2 separate regions of the Homo sapiens genome follow, and region 1 is linked to region 2. The links are chromatin loops, found by intact Hi-C in ENCODE. Cell type or tissue: prostate gland. All regions are shown on one strand. Each heading gives the region's core, and the rest is flanking DNA. Links, peaks and the distances in the headings are about the cores only.

What was found. Hi-C counts contacts between places; a loop is a spot of excess contacts. Peaks named below come from ENCODE experiments on the same cell type or tissue, not always from the same donor. Only the 100,000 strongest peaks of a DNase experiment are listed, where the experiment ranks them.
Region 1: it touches region 2 in a loop (2.3-fold over the local background); 3 of 110 quality-filtered maps call a loop at or near these places.

The regions. Positions count from the first base shown.
Region 1 is chr17:57,402,538-57,412,380 of GRCh38, reverse strand. All of the region lies in intron 6 of MSI2 (musashi RNA binding protein 2), which reads right to left. Among named protein-coding and RNA genes, the nearest start is that of MSI2, 150 kb to the right of the region's middle. RefSeq lists an enhancer at 1,168-1,669. In prostate gland, for the core only: no CTCF peak of the experiment used is centred there; DNase peaks (open chromatin) are centred at 4,370, 4,820, 5,670, 9,200 and 4 weaker places; H3K27ac peaks cover 5,613 bases.
Region 2 is chr17:57,657,529-57,667,371 of GRCh38, reverse strand. The region is part of intron 11 of MSI2 (musashi RNA binding protein 2); the gene reads right to left. Among named protein-coding and RNA genes, the nearest start is that of MSI2-AS1, 54 kb to the right of the region's middle. RefSeq lists an enhancer at 2,333-2,939 and a silencer at 4,118-4,410. In prostate gland, for the core only: a CTCF peak has its summit at 4,409; a DNase peak (open chromatin) is centred at 4,341; H3K4me3 peaks cover 484 bases; H3K27ac peaks cover 2,456 bases.

The sequences.
Region 1 (9,843 bases), core at 1,269-9,268, 260 kb after region 2:
GTGCCATAATATTTGTTCTAATATAAAATATTTTAGACAAACTGGCCAGGTGCGGTAGCTCACACCTGTAATCCCAGCACTTTGGGAGGCTGAGGTAGGCAGATCACTTGAGGTCTGGAGTCCGAGACCAGCCTGGCTAACATGGCGAAACCCTGTCTCTACTAAAAATACAAAAATTATTCAGGCGTGGTGGCACACGCCTGTAAACCCAGCTACTTAGGAAGCTGAGGCAGGAGAATTGCTTGAACTTGGGAGGCAGAGGTTGCAGTGAGCTGAGGTCGCGCCACTATACTCTAGCCTGGGTGACAGAGAGGAAGGTCAGAGTGACTTTCCTCAAAGAGGTACCATAGTAATTCTTCCCCCGGCCCCGCCCCCAGACGGAGTCTTGGTTTGTCGCCCAGGCTGGAGTGCAATGGTGTGATCTTGGCTCACTGCAACCTCTGCCTCCCAGGTTCAAGCAATTCTCCTGCCTCAGCCTTCTGAGTAGCTGGGATTACAAGCGCCCGCCACCACACCCTGCTAATTTTTGTATTTTTAGTAGAGACAGGGTTTCACCATGTTGGCCAGGCTGGTCTCAAACTCCTAACCTCATGATCCACCCGCCTCAGCCTCCCAAAGTGCTGGGATTACAGGTGTGAACCACTGCGCCTGGCCATACCATAGTAACTCTATGGCACTACAAACAACTGGTCAGGGCCACCCCAAAGAAGATCACCTCAGGATAAACAGCTTAAGTTTAACAACAAACCCAGAGTCCTCACCCAGGAAGTCTAGATTTGAACCTTGGGCCCCACTGCTGTTGGGCTAAGGGGTCTTACATAGTCATTTATGCTCTCCTAGTCTTCCTTACCTAATTTTAAAATAGGGATAATTATCCTACCTCACAGGGCTGTTGGGACAATTACAAGGTAAAAGATACATGAACGGTTCGGGCAAACAGGAATCCCTAAATCTGAACACAAATACCAACTTAGTTGAATGGAAAGCAGTGACATCAATACGTCCTCCCTTTTTGCTAAGAAAACAAGTCTGTTGATAAAAGAAATGGGTTGCTCTTATTAAAGAATAAAAATCGGCTGAGTGTGGTGGCTCACGCCTGTAATCCCAACACTTTGGGAGGCTGAGGCAGGCAGATCACTTGAGTCCAGGAGTTTGAGACCAGCCTCGGCAACACGGTGAAACCCTGTCTCTACTAAAAATACAAAAAAATTAGCCAGGCATGGTGGTGCATGCCTGTAGTCCTAGCTACTTGGGAGGCTGAGGTTGGGGAATCACCTGAGCCCCAGAGACTGAGGCTGCAGTGAGCTGAAATCGTGCTGCTGCACTCCAGCCTGGGAAACCATAGTGAGACCCTGTCTCTAAATAAATAAGTAAAATAAAATAAATAAACAAATAAATAAAACTGTTTCCCTATCAGAGAATCTGCAAGCTCCCTTGCAAACTACTCCAGCATTTCATCTCCCTGTTGCTTTCCATACCCTTGTCATTCCATAAGAAAGCTGGGAATAAGATCAGGAAGCCCGTCTCTGATCATTCCATACTCTCACTTATTTTTCCTTAAGTGAAAAACACCTTAAATTGTTTTGTCAATACTAACACTCTATAAGCAAATCTGAAAATATTTACCTCTGCCGCCAATTATAAAAGATGGTTAGCGACCTCGACAACCCAAAATCTCTAATTTACAACTAATCTACTTTCACAAATTACATCTTCTATAACAGACCACCTAAAAACGACTTCCTGTAAACAAACCACTCTGCTGGGTTTTCTTTTCTTTTTTTTTTAATTTAATTAAATCCTTATTTTGCTCTTTAACTACAAGAAGCTCACTTTTCGCTACATTGGGGCAGAATTTTTTTTTTCAAGAGACACAGAAATAATCGCCAAATAGAAGCCCAGAGGGGTGCACAGACAGACAGACTGTGGGTCTGTCTGACCTGCCTTCAGCAGCCACTTGCTCATCTAACACTTGCCGGCCTGTGCTCACGCAAGGCCCCATGCTGGCTGTTTACCCAGCAGCTGGATTAAATGAAGAAGGCAGAATGTAAACAGGTATGAAGTTAGTGTTCTGGAGCACGCAGGAAGGAGTATTTAAATCTCCTTGGAGGTGGTCAAGGAAGATGCTGACCCTTTTAGAGTGTCAGGCCAAGTGTCTTGACTTCTCCAGACTCCGCTTGAAGGTGACCAATTCATTCTAGTTTGCAAGGCCCAAGTTCCTAGAAACCCCCTTAGTCACAGGCAAACCCAGACAACCAGTCACCCTACCTGCATCCTGCCCAGGTCTTCTCCCTACGAGGAGGAATCATCATAATATTAAGTTGGCCTGTGGTGCACTGGCTCCCATACTCCCCATTTTTTTTTTTTTTTTTGGAGACAGAGTCTCACACTGTCACCCGGGCTAGAGTGCAGTGGCACGATCTCGGCTCACTGCAACCTCCACCTCCTGGGTTCAAGAGATTCTCCTGCCTCAACCTCCCGAGTAGCTGGGATTACAGGTGCCCACCACCACGCTCAGTTAATTTTTTGTATTTTTAGTAGAGACAGGGTTTCACCATGTTGGCCAGGCTGGTCTCGAACTCCTGACCTCATGATTCGCCCGCCTTGGCCCCCCAAAGTGCTGGGATTACAGGCGTGAGCCACTGTGCCTGTGCCCCACACTCTTTCATCTGTCTCCCACGCACTACTTGTACCAAGTAATCATCAACATTTCATGGTAACAGCCCCTCCATCAGATTCTTCCTTCCTGGAAACATCAATGGTCACACAAACGTCCCACAAAGAAGAAAGGCCCATCACCTAGGCTGCAGAAGGTATGAGTCCTTGTGGCAAATCAAATCCCACTTTGCCAGTAACTCGACTTAGGAAGACAACACAAAATGGAGGAAGAAATGGAAGCAGCATATACAAATTCAATCTATTCCATCTCCTATTTATTTTATGCAAAGTTTTCCTGGTCCTTATTAATGCCGGCTTTCCCTCCGCCATTTAATCTCTGCTTCCATTTCATTCTTAGAGGCCTGTGATTATTCTAATTCAGCATTTGGATGACTTCATTTCCACTCAAGTACACCCAGGTCAACTTGGATAGAAAAGAAAGAGGAGGAGAAGAAAAATAATCAGCTAAAAGCTATTAAATATCAGCCGTGTGCCTCATGATTGGTTTTAAAGGCAGTGGTGAGGTTAGCAACAGTCAGAAACTCAACCCTTTTGCCTCTTCCTGCATATTAACATTTTTTTCTGGGGCTCTCACTAATATGGCTTCGAATGTAAATAAAGTACAGATTGGCAGCCCACTTTTAGCTAATTCACAAATACCAAGTCTGAATATACGGAGCTGTAAAAATTTAGAGGGTGGTAACTTGACAAATCTGGCCGGTCTACAGAGAGACTATTTCTAAGAGGACAAAAGAAGAAAATAAAGAAAGAAAATGGAAGAAAAAGAAAAGCATACAGGACCTGTGTAAGGGGGTATCCTACGGAGGTGGGGGGCGGGTGGGAATCTCCATATCAATGTTCACTCCACCGAACAACAGAGTTCGATTTCAATGCCAAGTCTAAATGAACTGCGCTTTCTCCTCCATAAGAACCACCCCTTGCACCCACTGGCACAAGCTTGAACCATGATTTCTGGTACACTTTCAGTTCCCACTGAACTACATCTAGGGAGAAAAAGGCTTTATTTTCTCCTACTAACAACTCCATTGTTAAGTGACGTCTTCAGAGGGCCCAGGAGGACTCTGGGAAGGTGAGCTGGTGGAAGTACTTCATACCGCCCCCCCGCCCCTACCCACCCAGGGCTCATTAACTCCTTTGTGCCCAAGGGCTCCCCTACCGCTGGCTCTCCTCTCCTTGCCGCAGCAGAAAAAGTAAATACAGCTAAATCATACCAGGAAATGCGGTCAAACAGCAAAGCTGAAGTTTGAGCCTTGTTCTTCTATTCGGCCTTGTTCCTCTACCTACTATGCAAATGCACATGGCATTTGATTAGCACAATCTCAAAGTTTTCCCAGCTTGCTACCCAGAAGGCATCCTAGTTTTCTATTTGTATATTTTAAAACACTGTTAACGAGCAATAATAATGTCTGATGCCTTTGCCTAACAACAGCTGGCTATATTTTATATACTAAGAGGGAAATGGGAAGTTTTCCTAGAAACCCAGTATTTCAGAATCTCCTTTTTGAAGCAAAAATACGAAAATTTAAGAGAAGTAACGTTAGGGTGCTCAATCTTTAGAACTCGACAACCTTACTGGCTTCAGCCGAAATCAGTCTATGGAGGAAAAGTTCACCAGGAAAACACAAAGTTGTTTAGCAGGAGGGTTTACCTGCAAAGCCCCAGGATCATATTACTCATGGGTAAGGTTTGTTTGCCTCTGCCACCTGGCCTAGAAGGTGGAGGAGGCAGAGGAAGCAGGATTCTCCTGTCTACTCGCTGTGCTGTTTCCCACTGAGCAGCTTGGCCAGGGGTCAGGGGGCAAATAAAGTCCCCTCCCCTTATGACACACTTCCAGAGGGAGATGCTGACACAAACCAGGCAGAAGATTAATAAAACATGGGGACAGTGTTGGCTTTGTTCTGGGCTATTAGAGGAAGAAAATTTAAACACAAAAGTAGCCTTCAGCCAGGGAAGAGCGTGCGCATGGTCCTTCCTGGTCCAGCCTACAATTGTCGTTGAAGAAGGTCTGAAGGGCAACACCCAGGCTCTCCAGAAAAAGGTGGAGCAGAGGACAGGGTGAGGCCCGGGAGGCTGACCACTCCCCGGGCAACCCACCTACATGAACCACTTCAGAGGACAAAGCCTCACGGGAGCTCAGATGTCCACAAAGGACACACAAGACTTTTGTTTTCCAAGCCTCCTCTGAGAGAACCACACTGCACAGAGCTCTGTTTATCTACGACACACATTTAAAGCAAGAAAACACTACCTGAGGATCACAGTCCACTCTCAGGCTTATTTATCTTCTCACAGATCTCATGCCTTTTAAATTTCAAAGGGCTTTATGAGACTTTTATTCCAGGTATGACTCTCCTCACACATACAGTATCAAAAGGGGTGTCTGAGTGGGGGCCATGAATGCAGCTTCGCACCTGCACAGAAAACCCCGGAGCTGGGAGATCGCAGGCACCCAGCGCTTCCTCGGGCCTCACTCACCCACAATCGCCCACGCTGGCCGGATAAACGGGAAGGTCTCATTACATTAAAAAAAACAATTCACTCTTGTTTTCTTTTTTTCTTCCCCTAAAAAGCTTTCACACACCATTCTCCAGAGCTCAAGTTAACTTTTATGGGCCCCCACACAACCCCAATCCGACACAAAGGGCTCCAAGGACCCTTTCACCTGGTTTCCACAGCGATCTCCCACTTTGACGAGACCTCAAGAGCTGTAACTTTCCACGCCGGTTCCTGGAAGGCCTTTTCTTCCCGGCCACCACAGTGAGGGGCTGGCACAGGAAGGGGTTAAAGCCCTCATGTCAAACCACAAACTCAGGCACTGGCCCAGAAGGGACATGGGAACCAGAGCAGCCCGTGATAAAGGCCGGATTGTAGCAGCCCACTGAATTGGAAATGACTTGTAGGCCTAATGAAACAGAACTTTGGCAGTAACACAGAATGAAAGGAATGAGACAATAAAAGGCAGGAACAAAGGGTGCAGAGTCGTTTCAGCTTAGCAAAATAAGCTCACTTTGTTGTTGGGGAAAGCCAAAGCCGATTAGGATAAACCAATGACTAAGCATAAGTCTTCCAAACTAATTACACAGTTCACCATGTGAAGTATAATTGGAAGCCTCCAAATGCGGGCTGCTTTGCTTTCACAGGAGTTCTAGAAAGCGAGAATTACCTAGCGAGCTCGGCACTGAGCTGCCCTATCATTCCCGGGAACAGCTGAAAGGTGCGGAACGGCTCCATCCGGGACGAAGCGGAGAATTCATTAAGTTTAAAGGCCTCTTTTTGATCTCCAAAATCCTATAAGTGAGAATTTAAGAAACCGGTACTTGAAGGAGGGGCCTGAAGGGGAGAAGGAGGAAGCCCGTGTGTGTGGAGTTTCTTTGATCCAGTGCATTTTAATTACCAGGCTGGGCTCTTCCGGGTGGCTCTGCCGGGAGAACAGTGCAGAACAGGCCGCCTCGTCGCCAGGGTCTACACGGGCATATCTGGAGCATCATTTACCTGCCATTTTTTGGAATGGCCTATATACATCATTCCTGTGTGTATGGAATCAGGAACACAGATAACGTCCACTAAGAAACCCAGGGCAGTAAAACAAATTACTGTATATCAACGTTTTTGACAAATGAACAAAACCTGCTCCTTCTGAGAAAGATGCTGCTTGGTGGTAAAGTGGGAGGTGGGGCTTTATAAAAGTAAAAAGAGGCGAAGGGTAGGTTGTGCACAAACAAGTGACTATCCAGGCTCTCCTCAGCATGGGCTGAGTGATCTTGGAGAACTTCCTCACCTTTCTCAACATCAGCCTCACCACCTACATAATAGATCTGCCAACCATCTCACTTGACACCCTTGAGAAGCACATTGTAAAATGCATTAGAAAGCTTAGCACCAGTAACTCCAATTCAGAAACAGCGCACAGTAAAAGGATCTTCATAGTAAAACCTGGACCTCAAAAATTCCGAGTGTCATTAATTACATCTAGCTGGTGAAATAGGGAGATGGAAATACTATAACAGTTTTTCTGGCTCTTACTCATAGGATGAAGTTCCAGTTTATAAATAGTGGCTTTTTCCAAATAAAGAATCCCTTCACTGTCCCTGCGTCATGAAGTCCCAAAATAAACTCTAACATGGTTTAGACTGCTGATTATATACCATGCTTATTACTACTGACAACGTATTATTTTGGTTATAGCCTATAGATACCTTAGATTATAATCTATCCATCCTATTAATGTTTGAATACTTTCTACATTACTGACTTTTCAAGCTTAAAACTAACCTCAGGAATAATTCAGTCCAGGGGTCAGCAAACTATGGTCCACAGACCAAATCTGGTTCATCACCTGTTTTTGTAAATAAAGTTTTATTGGCACACAACTACATGCATCTGTTTACCTGCTGGTGATGGCTGCTTTCATCCTACAAGAGCAGAAGTGAGTAGCTGCAACAAGGACTACATGGATTGCAAAGCTGCAAATATTTAATATCTGGCCCTTTTTAAGTTTTCCAACCCCTTCCCTGAGAAGAGAAGCCGAGGCCAGCAAAGGAACAACCCATCAGGCTGTCCCAGGGAGGTCAGTCCACTGTTAGGCCCAGCATGAAGCCCTGGAGTATCTGCTGCCTTACCCTTCTCCAAGGACAGACAACCCCGGAACAGCTACCCAGGGGTGGGAATGCCATCTTCACCCCTGGGTAGCTCATGGTGACGTGTGGATTCTGCCAACCTGTTAGCTGTTAACCTCAGTTGGCAGAGTCCTTATGCCAGTGGCCACGCTTCGTGACCTGATCTTAAATATAAACAAGTAACAACATCTCTAACCTTGGGGAGAGGGGGTGTGTTTTCTGGGAGGAAGGTGGAAGAAAAACACAAAAGGGTTTACAAGCCTCCAATTTAAGTTATTTAAAGCTCCCGGTGTGTCACTCTGTACCCACTCCACTTACAGTAATGACATATTTAAACTCCCTTAGCTCAGCCCCTTGATAGCAGTCTTACCCATCTTGATTGCCACCTGAAATAAACAGTTGGAGAAGCTGCCACCTCGGGCAGGATGGGATGAGGGAGAGGAGAGAGGAATGACGGCAAGGAGACCTAAAAAGAGAGTGGTACACCTTGCATGGAAGCTGTGAAAGGAAAGTTCTAGACTTGGAGGAAAAGGAAGTAGGGTATGAATTCTGGCTCTTACACTGTCTTACCTGGGTGACCTCTGCTGACACTCAGCCTCCCTGGCCCTGACTGTCTACCTTCGCCAAATAGACTGGAGGATACCAATATCTGCTGCACAGGTAAAATGAGGTGATGAATGTCCAGGTCCCCAGCACTCCGGGGCACACTGAAGGGCACAATATCTTCCTGTCCTTTGCATCTTGCCCATCGTCAGTCCATCTTGGGGACTGATCAGCAGTTGGCACAGGGTGCAGAGTTCAGATGCTGTTATCAGACAAGCCTGGAGGGGGAGTCCACACCCAGCTCTACCTCCTGGAGAGCTGTGACCTTGAGTCCAAGAGACAATCCCATCAAGACCCCACTTAACAGTCTACAACATGGAGAATACCACTACCAGCCCCCCAGAGAAAAATTAAATGAGATAATGTGAGTAAATGGCCTGGCCTAGTATCCCACACTTTGCACTCGCATACACCTCATTAAATTGCAGTTGGTTAAAGAGAGTCAAAAACAATTTCATACAGTTAGAAATGTGTGTGCACAGGGGGTGTACACATGTGTGTGAATATACTTCATGCAAGTGTGTGTGTGTGTGTGTGTGTGTGTGTGTGCACATTCATTCTGTTTCCTTCAACCAGAGTATAAAGTACCGAAGGGGAGAGGCAGTCTGTCAATTTACCTGTTACCTCCTTTCACAACCACTGGATTTAATCATTGTAGTGCTCCCAAGGCCCAGCAGCAGAGTCTCCCTGACTTTGATCATTCTGGATTCAAATAAGTTATGCCAGAATCCTGAGAGGTGGTGAGTCCTGCCCAAGGGGACACACACAGTAACACAAGCCACCAGCCAAATGAGAAATAAGCCATTCTGCAGACAGACACAAATAATGCACAGAACCTATGTATGAAAAAAAAGCTACTAAAATATGAGCATTGAAGAGCATTATGGCTTTGATACATTCAAAAGCCTCTTTGGTCTTTTAATAAAACACTTGATAAGTCTGCACATCCTGCCAGAGTCCACAAACATTACTGCAAAATTAACTGGGCAGCTTCAGACCCAGCGAGTGCCATGCCAGGGAAGATGGTTTGTGACTGCTTCTCAGACAAAAGGACAACTGTTCTAAGGGCAGCAATGGTGGCCACTGTGGGCATGGCCAAAGCTTGCAGTGTGTCTTACTGGAGGCATACTGGGTCACAATGATAAGTGTTAATGAAAAACAACAGAGAGAGAAACAGAAATACAGAAAGGAAGAAAGAGAGAGAGAGAGACAGAAAGAAACCAAGGGTTGGGGACGTGCAGAGATGTGCTATGTGTTGGCAAGTAGAAGCCTGTCTGGAATACTCTAAAAGCCCATCTGGGCAGCACCGACTTTTCTGACACAAATAGGCCCATGAGATTCCAAGGCAGGTTATGGCTCGAAAAAGAAATCCCACTTCATGTTTGCAAACACTACCCCTGGACTTGTTTTAAAAGCAGAAAGATAGCAAAGAGGGCTCACCCTCCAGAGCTTTCCATTATGCAAGCCGGACCTGTCTCATTTAATTATTTCCAATCCCTCTCCCTAGGCAGGGTGGGGCTGGGTGATGGACAAATCCCCCTTACTGCTTTACATCAGTCTGGAAGAGAGAAGTGCTATAACGTACACAGTCATCAACACACTTGGCTATTCTTTAGACCCAGCCAGAATGAATCCATCCCCAGCTGACAATACCAGAAAGGGCCATGGGGGAGGCCTTTTCAAAACCAACCTGGAAGGGCAGCTCAGAGCCACTCAGAATGCAAGGCTGGGCTGGAGGAGGCTGGCTTCTCTTTGTTGCACGGTCTCCTATCCAGGCAGAAATTAATACCAGAGACAAGAACATCTCCATTTTGAGGCTGAATAAAGGTCATGGCCCTCATCCCAGACAGTAGTTCACAAACAGACACACCTGGGGACAGGGTCATAGCTGCCTATCACCCTGGGCAAACCAACAGCACAGAACCTTCAGCCTGGCCAGTGGGTG
Region 2 (9,843 bases), core at 772-8,771:
TCTAAAGCGCTTCAGAAGAGGAGGGAAAACCAACCCGGGAGACAAATGTTTATGGTTTGGCTGAAGCAGGCGGTGTTTTAACACTAACATCCTGCTGCCTCTTCCTTAAATTAATTGGCTTCAGACTCCAGGCCCACACAGGTTAGAATTTGCAAGGAATAACAGACAAGGAGGCTCCCCGGAACCTGCAGCACCCATGCCATGCTGCATTGAACCACCCAGCAGCTGGGCACGCAGCCCTGGGGAGGCGAGATGCCACCATCACCACTCAGCAGAGAAAAGGCAGAGAGGTGGCCCCTGTTGGGTGATACCAGAGCCTTTGCTTCCTCATCCAGCCCTCCCAGGTCTGAGACTCCACAGGAAATAGACAGGGAGCTTGCTGCCCGGAGACAACTCCCTACTGTCTCTTACAGTTTGGTGGCTCCAAGTTTCTCCTAGTTCAGTCCTGAAAATGTCCCTTGCTTTGCTTTGATCCATTGACTGCCTCTGTCTTTGAAGCACACTCGTCTCTTTTTTTCAAAAAAGAAGTCAGTTTGGCTTTTCCCCACATGTCGCCAGCCACCCTCTCATGTTGCTGCTCTGTGGTGTGCTCAGGCACCAATTCCCAACCTGAAAGCTACCTCCCTGCCTGCTACCTGCCAGGAGGCTCAGATCCTTGCTTGTGTCTTATAAGTGATTGCACTCACTGCAGGCCCAGTTTCTGCATGACAGACTGCTGCTAAAAGAAAACACTGTGAAATCCAAGGCTGGGACCACAGACTTACGAGGCAGCCTAATGTAGTCTTCTCAATCATGATGAAAAGCTATGTAAGAATTAGATATCACTCTGCCCCTGTTAGGCCTGATACTGGTAGGGACAAAACAGGGCCTGGAGGTGAAAACCAATGAGGCAAGAAGCACAAAGTTCTAGAAGCTGTAGCTTCTGCAGGTGTGAGGCTGGAAAGGGAACTCATACTTATGAGCCCCTACTGTGTTGCCAGGCATGTTGGTAGGTGTTTCACACGATCTTTTTTCATGCTCCGAACATCTTGTAAGAGCAGCTGTGTAACCCCTGTTACAGATAAGAAGACCAAGGGTTTGAACAGCTAGGAAATGTGTCCAATGCCACACAGTGTCTCAGACAGGACCAAATCTGGCTCTAACTTGAAGGCACATGCTTTTTAAATCATGCTGCTCAGTTGTCCCTTCTGGAATCACACTTTGACAAGGTTTCCTCTGTTTACTTGGATCTTTCTTTGCCCCAGAGAAACTGCAAATTCAAGGACACAGAATAGATTCTCCAGCCTTGGAGTAGAAGCTCCTAAGGGCTTGGACCCTGTTGCCTTTCCAAATTGGGAGCTCCCTGGCAGTGGAAACATCTCTTCCATCACGGTGGGGGTTCCCTGAGGTCAGGATCTGACTGCCCCAAGAGATACAGGACTGCCTCTCTCCTGAGGACTAGGCCACCCTCCACTACGCCACAGCCCAAAGAATAAGCAGACTTGCAGTACTGGTGGGGTCAGCGTGGAAGCAGAGAGGGCACTGCCAGAGGGAAAGTAAGCCCTGGTTAACCCTGGGCCCTCGCTAGAACTCCCCTCCCCCACCCCAGGAAAGTGCCTGGACCCAGGGGGCCACCCAGAGAGCTGATCTCAGTCCTAAAAGACCACTCCATTCTGCTGAGAGCCAAGTCCTTTTGGGAGCTGGCACACCCTAGGGCTGAACGGTATTTACTGCCCAATCATATCTAATAGAAAACTCACTGCTGGGGCTCTAGCAGGCAGGGGGCAGGGTGGGGTGGGGAAGTTATCCCAGGGGCAGCCCCTTGAGGACCCACACAAAAGACTTTCCACTTGAGTAGCTCCTTTTTAATAATTATAAAAGCACAGGAGTTTAATCCATTTTTGATGTAAGCACTAATAGTTCTGTGTCCTTGAAGTTCAAAGCAGGCGCATACATGTCACTAATTAGCCAAGCACAGAGCCATTCAGCTCCCTCTCATGTTTCTAATTAGGTCTTTAATAACAAACAAACTCCGACCTTACCAAAAGGCTCCCATTGGTCAGTCAAGGAGGGCGGCTGCTTCTCTGTTTACAGTTGCTGCAGGCTGCTAGTTCTACTGGTACATGCCCTTAATCTCAGCCAGGACTGGCCTGTCCTCGAGAGAGACAGGAGGGTCCCTCTATGAGGACAAAAACCCCTTGGTCCACCCTGGAGGGTGGCCTTCCTGACCCTGCTGGGAAGACTAATGGAGGCTGGAGAGCCGTGGGCTCCACAGCAGCAGGCTAGAGATCCCAGCCCCACCTCCCCACCTCCCAGTTAGAGGAGGCTGGGGTACCAGTGACAGCCACAAAGATGTTATGGAGCTTTACATCCAGCAAGAACATGATGATACTTGAGCCCCGTGTTACACACTGGGCCTGCCTGAGGCTCACCCTGCTAGATTCTGGTTTGATGGGTCTGTGATGCAGCCTGGCCACTGCACAGTTTAAAAACTCCCCAGGTGATCCTAACAGGATCAAAGTTCCTATTAGGAACAGCAGCAAAGTTCAAGAGCCACTGAACTGGCCACAATCTCTGGGTTGATTTGCTCATTGACAGCAGCTATTAACAGGTCCACTATTATTCATGAATACCATCCACACAGAATCAAACCCTAAGAGATTTAATCAACCACACCCAAGGATGGAAGTCTGAGGACAGATGTGTAAAATGATACACAGTTCTGGAACCGCTTCTGTCCCTCCCATTGCCTTCATGCATTAAACAATTCATGGCTGTTTTCAAATTCCCACGAAGTTTCCTATCACCTGGAACCTCTTGGCTTTCTCTCCACTCACTTCTCTCAGATCTTTTTTCTTTTTTTTTCCCCTTTTTTGAGAGGGAGTCTTGCTATGTCACCCAGGCTGGAGTGCAGTGGCGCACTCTCAGCTCACTGCAACCTGGGCCTCCCGGGTTCAAGTAATTCTCCTGCCTCAGTCTCCCCAGTAGCTGAGACTACAGGCACACACCGCCACACCTGGCTGATTTTTGTATTTTTAGTAGAGATGGGGTTTCACCATGTTGGCCAGGCTGGTCTCAAACTCCTGGCCTCAAGTGATCAGCCGCCTCGGCCTCCCAAAGTGCTGGGATTACAGGCGTGAGTCACCGTGCCCGGCCTGTTCTCTCAGATCTTAAGGCACTGTCACTGTCCCTGTTCCTATCTCCAAGGAAAAGGGATTTCCAGCTTTGGAAACAGCAGCAAAACAGAGCTGTAGAGCTGAAATGGCTCCCAAGGACCCTTTAGTCTGAATTCCTCGTTTAGTAGAGGTGGAAGCAGGCCTGGAACCAAGTCTTCTGATTCCCTACTCTGCCTTCTATGCTCTTATGCTGCCTCTATTTTTTTTTTTAAGCTGTTAATCATCCTCACTGGAGTAATCAACAAGGCAACCTCTCCCCCTAGGAGGGAGAAGGAATAGAAAGCAAGCCTCTCAGCTGCTTTAACTTCGAAGGCCAGGGCATGGGGAGCCACGGGGACAACCCTGAACACAGTGTAAACCTCCAGCAGATCATTTCCAAGCCTGAACGGAATGTGCCCTTTAAGCCAGATGGGAGGGGAGTCACTGGAGTCTTGGGGGCTACCTCCATTGAAGACTTAACGACTATTTTACACACCTGGAGCTGATCAATCAAAAGCCAGAAAACACAGAAGGACACAGCAAAACTGGACTAGGGGTTTCCTCTGACACCGGTCCATAGTGTCTGCTTTGCTGCTGTGTGTCTGTCTTTTCTCTGAAGGATGGTGACGCTGCCGCCACCTTTCCACCTGAGTCAGTGACGGACCCGGACTCCAGGACATCCTGGATCCTATGTCTGTCACACTGAGCCTCTCCTCTTCTCCCCAAGGTCAGAAGCCCACCCTCTCCAGGATATAGTCAGAAATAACTTCCCGAAAGAGGGGCGAGCGGGGCTGGGGTGCCTTTCCCGGCTACACAAGCCTCTGCCACAGGCACGCAGGCATCAAATGTTTACCACAGACCTGGGCAGACCATTTTATTAATATTAATAAGTAACCAGGAACAAAGGGCCCCTTTATTTTTAGCTTTCTCTAATTGTGTAGTAATTACTCATCTACAAAACAAATGAGGCCCTGCTCGCGGTTGCCATGGTACCGGGTGCCCAGCCTCCCTGCAGGATGATTGGCCAAGAAGCCCGCTGCTCCCGCCTTGGCCCCGCCCCTCCACCCCGCCACTGGCTCAGAGCAAAGCCCCAGCAACTGGGCAGCCAATCCCCTCCCAGCCCTAAGGCCGGGCGGGGCTTCCCAGCGACCTTCCAGAAGCGGTCCTCGCAGCCCACAGGAAAAAATGTTGACTCATCCCTACAGAGGACGTCTGTCTTCCCAGAGAAGCCCGCCCGTGCTCCATCGCCTAGTTTCTTCTGGGCATTGGCTAACTTCCCTCAGCCTTGTTTCAGCTAAAGGTTCCCTTCCAATAATTCTCTTCAGGCTGGCTTCCTCTTACACGACCACGCCTCCTCCCGGCCTCCTTTGTCTGACATTGGTCTGAGTGCATTCAGGGACCAGAAACCTGTCAGCCAAAGCCAGGCAGTGTCTGCAACAGCAGGAGCAGGTGCAAAAAATACTTATACCGCCTCCTGAGGCCACTCGTAAATGATTTGGGGTTATCTCCTCCCCCAAGGATAATGGAGAATTTAGTTAAGAGCAGCTGTGGTTTTTTCTTGAGTGTCTGTTTTAAGGTTGCAGAGCCTGGCTCAGCCATCCCAGGGCTGGTACGATGGAGCGTCCGCTGACAGTGGCTTAGAGGACAGAATGACGACAGGCTTAGGCTCAAATCCTGTCTCTGCCACTTCAGATAAGCTACTATCCTTTCCAAACTACAGTTTTTAAATCTTTAAAATGGGAATGAGAATGACAGTGCTCACTTCATAGGGTTATGAGAATTTAATGGGATAAGGCAGGTGGGCTTGACATGGTACTTGGCTCACTCATAATACATGTGAGCTATTATTATTAACATCTATTATCATTATTGTATTCAAATTGACTAGGATGTGTCTCTAGCATTCTATTGACCACTTACAAGATACCTTCCCCTGGAACCCTCTTAGCCTATACCACGGAGTGGCTGCCATCGTGGTGTTCTCATCCCCTGACAGATCTAATTTCAACAGCCCATCACAGCTGTTCAAAGGCATTATTTGTCTGCTTCCTGTTCTGTAGGATCCCAAGCTGGGAAGGGAGACCTTTTTAAAAAAATTAATATTAATAAGCAACCAGGAACAAAGGGCCCCTTCATTTTCTGTGTTTTCTAATTGCATAGTAATTACTTATCCATATGAAGAATGAGGACTAGGCTGACTTTGCCGCCGGGAGGCCTGATGGTTTGTATTGTTGGGGAAAGCAGGTGCCACCCGCAGACACATGCAAAATATCTTCCAAGGACCCATAATCTCACCTTTCATTCAGGAGAGCTCACCCATGAGGAAGAGGACTGAGGACATGGGCAAAGGAGGGGGTGCCCCAGGTAGGGTGAATCAGGTATGGCTTTCTGGCACTTTGAGCCAAATTTTGACAGAGAGGGCAAAGACAAGGACAGAGGGAAATGGAGTGGCAGAAAGAAAGGGGACAGTGGCCACCTCAAGGGCAAAGGAATGGGAAACAATAGCCCCAAGCAGGGAATAAATAACAACTTGTTGGCAGAAGCAAAGGAAAGTTAAGGGAACTAAGGCAGAGATTTGCCATGGAATGCCCTCCTGTGTCTGCTTTCTCAATGCCTCTCACTCCACACCCCTTGCTCCAGGTCACGAGCCCAGCCCCAGCCCCAGACCCCAGGATTAGGGGTCAGGCTGTTCTTTGTGGAGCTACAGCCAGGCTTATCTTCTTTAGATGGTTCTGTCCTTACTGAGCGCCACTTGCATGAAGAATACGAACCTCCCTCTCCTGTGACTATATCAACATGGCTTTCAAGATCTCCCAGAACCTTGACTGTCTCTATCTCTTCAAGCCCATATTCCCTGCCTAGCAGACAGCTTCCCACTCCAAATTCTCCAGGCCCTGTGTCATGTCTTGCCTCCTCCACTAAGCTTCCTGCCTTCTGGGTACTCTCTGACCTTGTAGGAATCTATCCTTATTAAAGGCTAGCTCTCACATCGGTTGTGTACTTTTGTCCTCCCCAGAGGACTGGAAGTCGGCTAAAGGCAAGGACCATGCCATGGACTTATTCTGCAGCCCACCCCAGCCCCTAGCATGATGTTGAGTCCAGAGTTAATCGTCTTATGGATAAGAGCAAAAGGCCTACTGCTTCTTGAGCAGCTATATACTAACATCTATGGAGTGTTTACAATGTACACGAATTATCTGTAACTTGTCCTCCCACCTCAGTCCTGCGTCTTGAATCCATCCTGGACAATGTTGTCAAAGCTTGTCTAACATACAAATCTGATGTCAGTTCCTAGTTTCAGGCCTCCCATGATCTCACAGGCCCTGCCCATGTAAATCCAGTCTCCTTAGCGTAGTACCAAGGGTCCCCTGCTCTGATTCTGCCCAGCTCTCTGGCTTTACCTACAGTTACTCCCCTGTTGCATTTTATTCTCCAGCCAGAATAAAGCAGGGCCTCCACCTCACTCCATTGTCCCGAGGTCTGGTGGCTTTGCCCATGATGTTCCCCGGCCCCCTGGGGAGCTCCTATTTGTCCTTTAAAAGTGGAAATATTCACTCCCCTGTGAAACATTCCCTGACTTCCCAGACAAAGCTGATCACTTCCTCCTCTGTGCTACTTCTGTTCATTGGATAGGCTTATGTTACCGGGCTTATGGCATCCTATTGTAATTACCCATTAGTTTCCACACTAGGTTGGGAGATCTTCAATGGCGTGGAGACTGCTTAGTATTTATCCATGAACTTCCAGGAACTTCCAGGGCTGTGGTGGGCATCCACTGGTTGTCTCTCTGGCATCATTCTTCCTTTTCCCCTCTTATCAGCATGCAGGTTTTCCTTTGGGAACCCATCCTTACACCACCGTGTAAAGAGCCATTCGGTTTAGAGGGGGTGGATCCCACCCTCAGTGACTGGTTTTGTAACCCCAGCCTTAGCCAAGCAGCACAAAGCTCTGGACTCTTCCTAGCATTCCAGACCATCTGACTCCCCTCTTCTGGACAGGACGGTATGATGCCAGAAACTGCTGCAATCATTTTGCCACCATGAGGAAAACCAATATAAAGACAGTATTGAAATGAGAAGGAGGGCGAAGCTAAGAGAATTGCAGAAAAAGGATCCCTGAACAAGCCAGGCACGAAGCCCACTCTTCTATGGAGCTTCCAGGATGTCAGCCAATAAATCCCCCATAATATTTAATTCCCTGTAACATTAACCTATAGTGTTTAATCAGAGTTGGGAGGTTTCTGATACAGTCAAAAGCACCCTTGAATCAGGCTTAGGACAGTACCTACCACATATAACAATAATTACTATTGTTATATACTTAATAAATATCTGCCACATTCAACTCCATGGCAGATGTCCCGTAGGTCCAGTTCTGAAATCTACATCTGAAAGATCAGACTATGAGGTTTTAGGCCAGAGACTGAGCGCTTGGCCTATATAGAGCTAGAAGCTGAGGCTACTTGGGCTGTCCCTACATGGGCTTTTATTTTATTTTATTATTTTTCCTACATGGTCTTTATTCCTGCTTGTGCCCGGTGTCCTGGGGGGCAGGTGTGTCCCTCATAAAAAACACGGCTTCTCCAGAGGGCTACTTAAGGAGGCCAGAGACCTGGGTTCAAGTCCAGGGTTCTTCACCTTTAACCAAAGCCTTGCTCTCCGGTAACCAGGTGTGTGATTTTAAATAAGTCACATGGCCATTCTGTAGCCCAGCTTTCTCACAAAAACAAAACAAAAACATGCTTGTAAACCAGGCCACAAACTTCTGCCTTCCTGACCGTCTCCCAGGGTGGCTATGGTAATATACATCACGGTGTATATCTGAAAGTCAAAACTCTGCAGAGGCCAGGCACAGTGGCTCACACCTGTAATTCCAGTGTTTTGGGAGGTCAAGGTAGGAGGATCATTTCAGGCCAGGAGTTTGAGACCAGCTTGAGCAATATAGTGAGACCCTGTCTCTACCAAAAACAAACAAACAAAAAAAGAAAAAACAAAAAACACACAAAAAAACCAAAGCCGGGCATGGTAGTATGAACCTACATTTCCAACTACTTGGGAGGCTGAGGAAAGAGGTTCACTTGAGCTCAGGAGTTCAAGACTGCACTTCATTCCAGCCTGGGCAACATGTGAGAGTCTGTCTCAAAACAACAACAACAAACCAACCAACCAACCAACCAACCAAATAAAAAAAAAACCTCTGCAAAACACAAGCAACCATGAATGATACACCCGGGCACATGCTCCTTGGATGGTTCTCACCAACCTGCAGGTTGATCAGCTTTAGGGGCCTCCTAGACCCTGCAGTGCCCCCACCCAGCCCAGGGTGCAAGGAGCGGGTCTCTAGACCCCTCTCTGTTGTGCTCTGCGCGCCCTTATGGAGCTATGAAGGACACCACCACACTTTCCACCCCTGCTCCAGACAGCTGGGCCTGAGCTCCTGAGCCCACACAAGAGCAACGACCAACCAGCTCAGGGGGCAGGCAGAGATGTGTCAACCACTGAAAATAATTCCACTGATTTGAAAGACCATTAACATTCCCCCACTCCATTCACTTTAGGATTAACTTATACTTAGGTCTGGGCTTCAAGGCTAGTCACTAATTGCACTAGAGTTGATTTATCAAGTGCACAGTATTTCTATTACAAAATTATTGATTAGAGCTGATGTATTTTATCCTCAACAGGTTTGGTCTGAAAGCCCTTGGAAAATGAATGAAGCTGAGGTCAGCAGCGGGCAGCTGTCAGCATTATTATAAATTCACTGGGGTTACTGAAATCCAATGCTGGACTCTTTATGGTGAAAGTCCTGGCTCTCCCAGAAATGAACATTTTAATGACAAACTGGGAAACGAGGTATCCATCCCCAGAACACATGGCAGTAGACTGAGAGATGTGTGTTCAGGTAAGATCCTTTGGTAAGTCTGGTTGTGGTGGCTGGCCCTAGTGGGTCAGAGATTTGTTCTCCCCCTGGGCCACTACTGGCTGTATTCTATGGCCACAGATGTGGCTTTGTCTTAGCACAAGGGTGTCCCCATGACCTTACCCACAAATGGACCATCTTGGGTCCACAGCCCCCAGAGGATGCTTGCTGCTAGCACAGGAGGCTGGGTGAGGAAGCAGAGATGGAGGCACTGCATCCCCCGCTCCGCCCCCCATCAGATCTTGCTCATGAAGCACAGGAAAGCCATCTTCAGAAATGAAGGCACACATTGATCCATTTTCCTTTTTTAAATGAAGCTGACAGTGGTCATTCTGAGGCCAGAAACAGTGCATTGTGGGAAACACGGACTTTCAGAGGACAGGACCAGAGTCTCAGGCCACTGAAGGCTAGAAATGCCATCTGCCTTTATATTCCTTGGTGCTTGGTACAAAACAAATCCTTAATAAATACATGTTGAAAGCAATACCTGGGAACCCTAAAGCTTATGGTACAACTGACCCAAATAGCTCCAGGATCCCTCCAGCAAGTGGAAGAGTGTATGTGGGACACTATCTTTCATGTCCCCCAGCCCCTAACATATATAAGGCAGAGGCTAGCAGTGGGGACACAGAAAACATCTTGAAGGGGGATTGGGATGGGCATATCTACTTCTTGAGATCTATTCTCCTCCCTAAAGCATTTTCTCTTCTGGTTCAAGTTAAACTATTTATTCCATCCCCTGACTTGCATTTTACTTTTGCTCATTTTACCAACTGGAACTGGAGCTCTT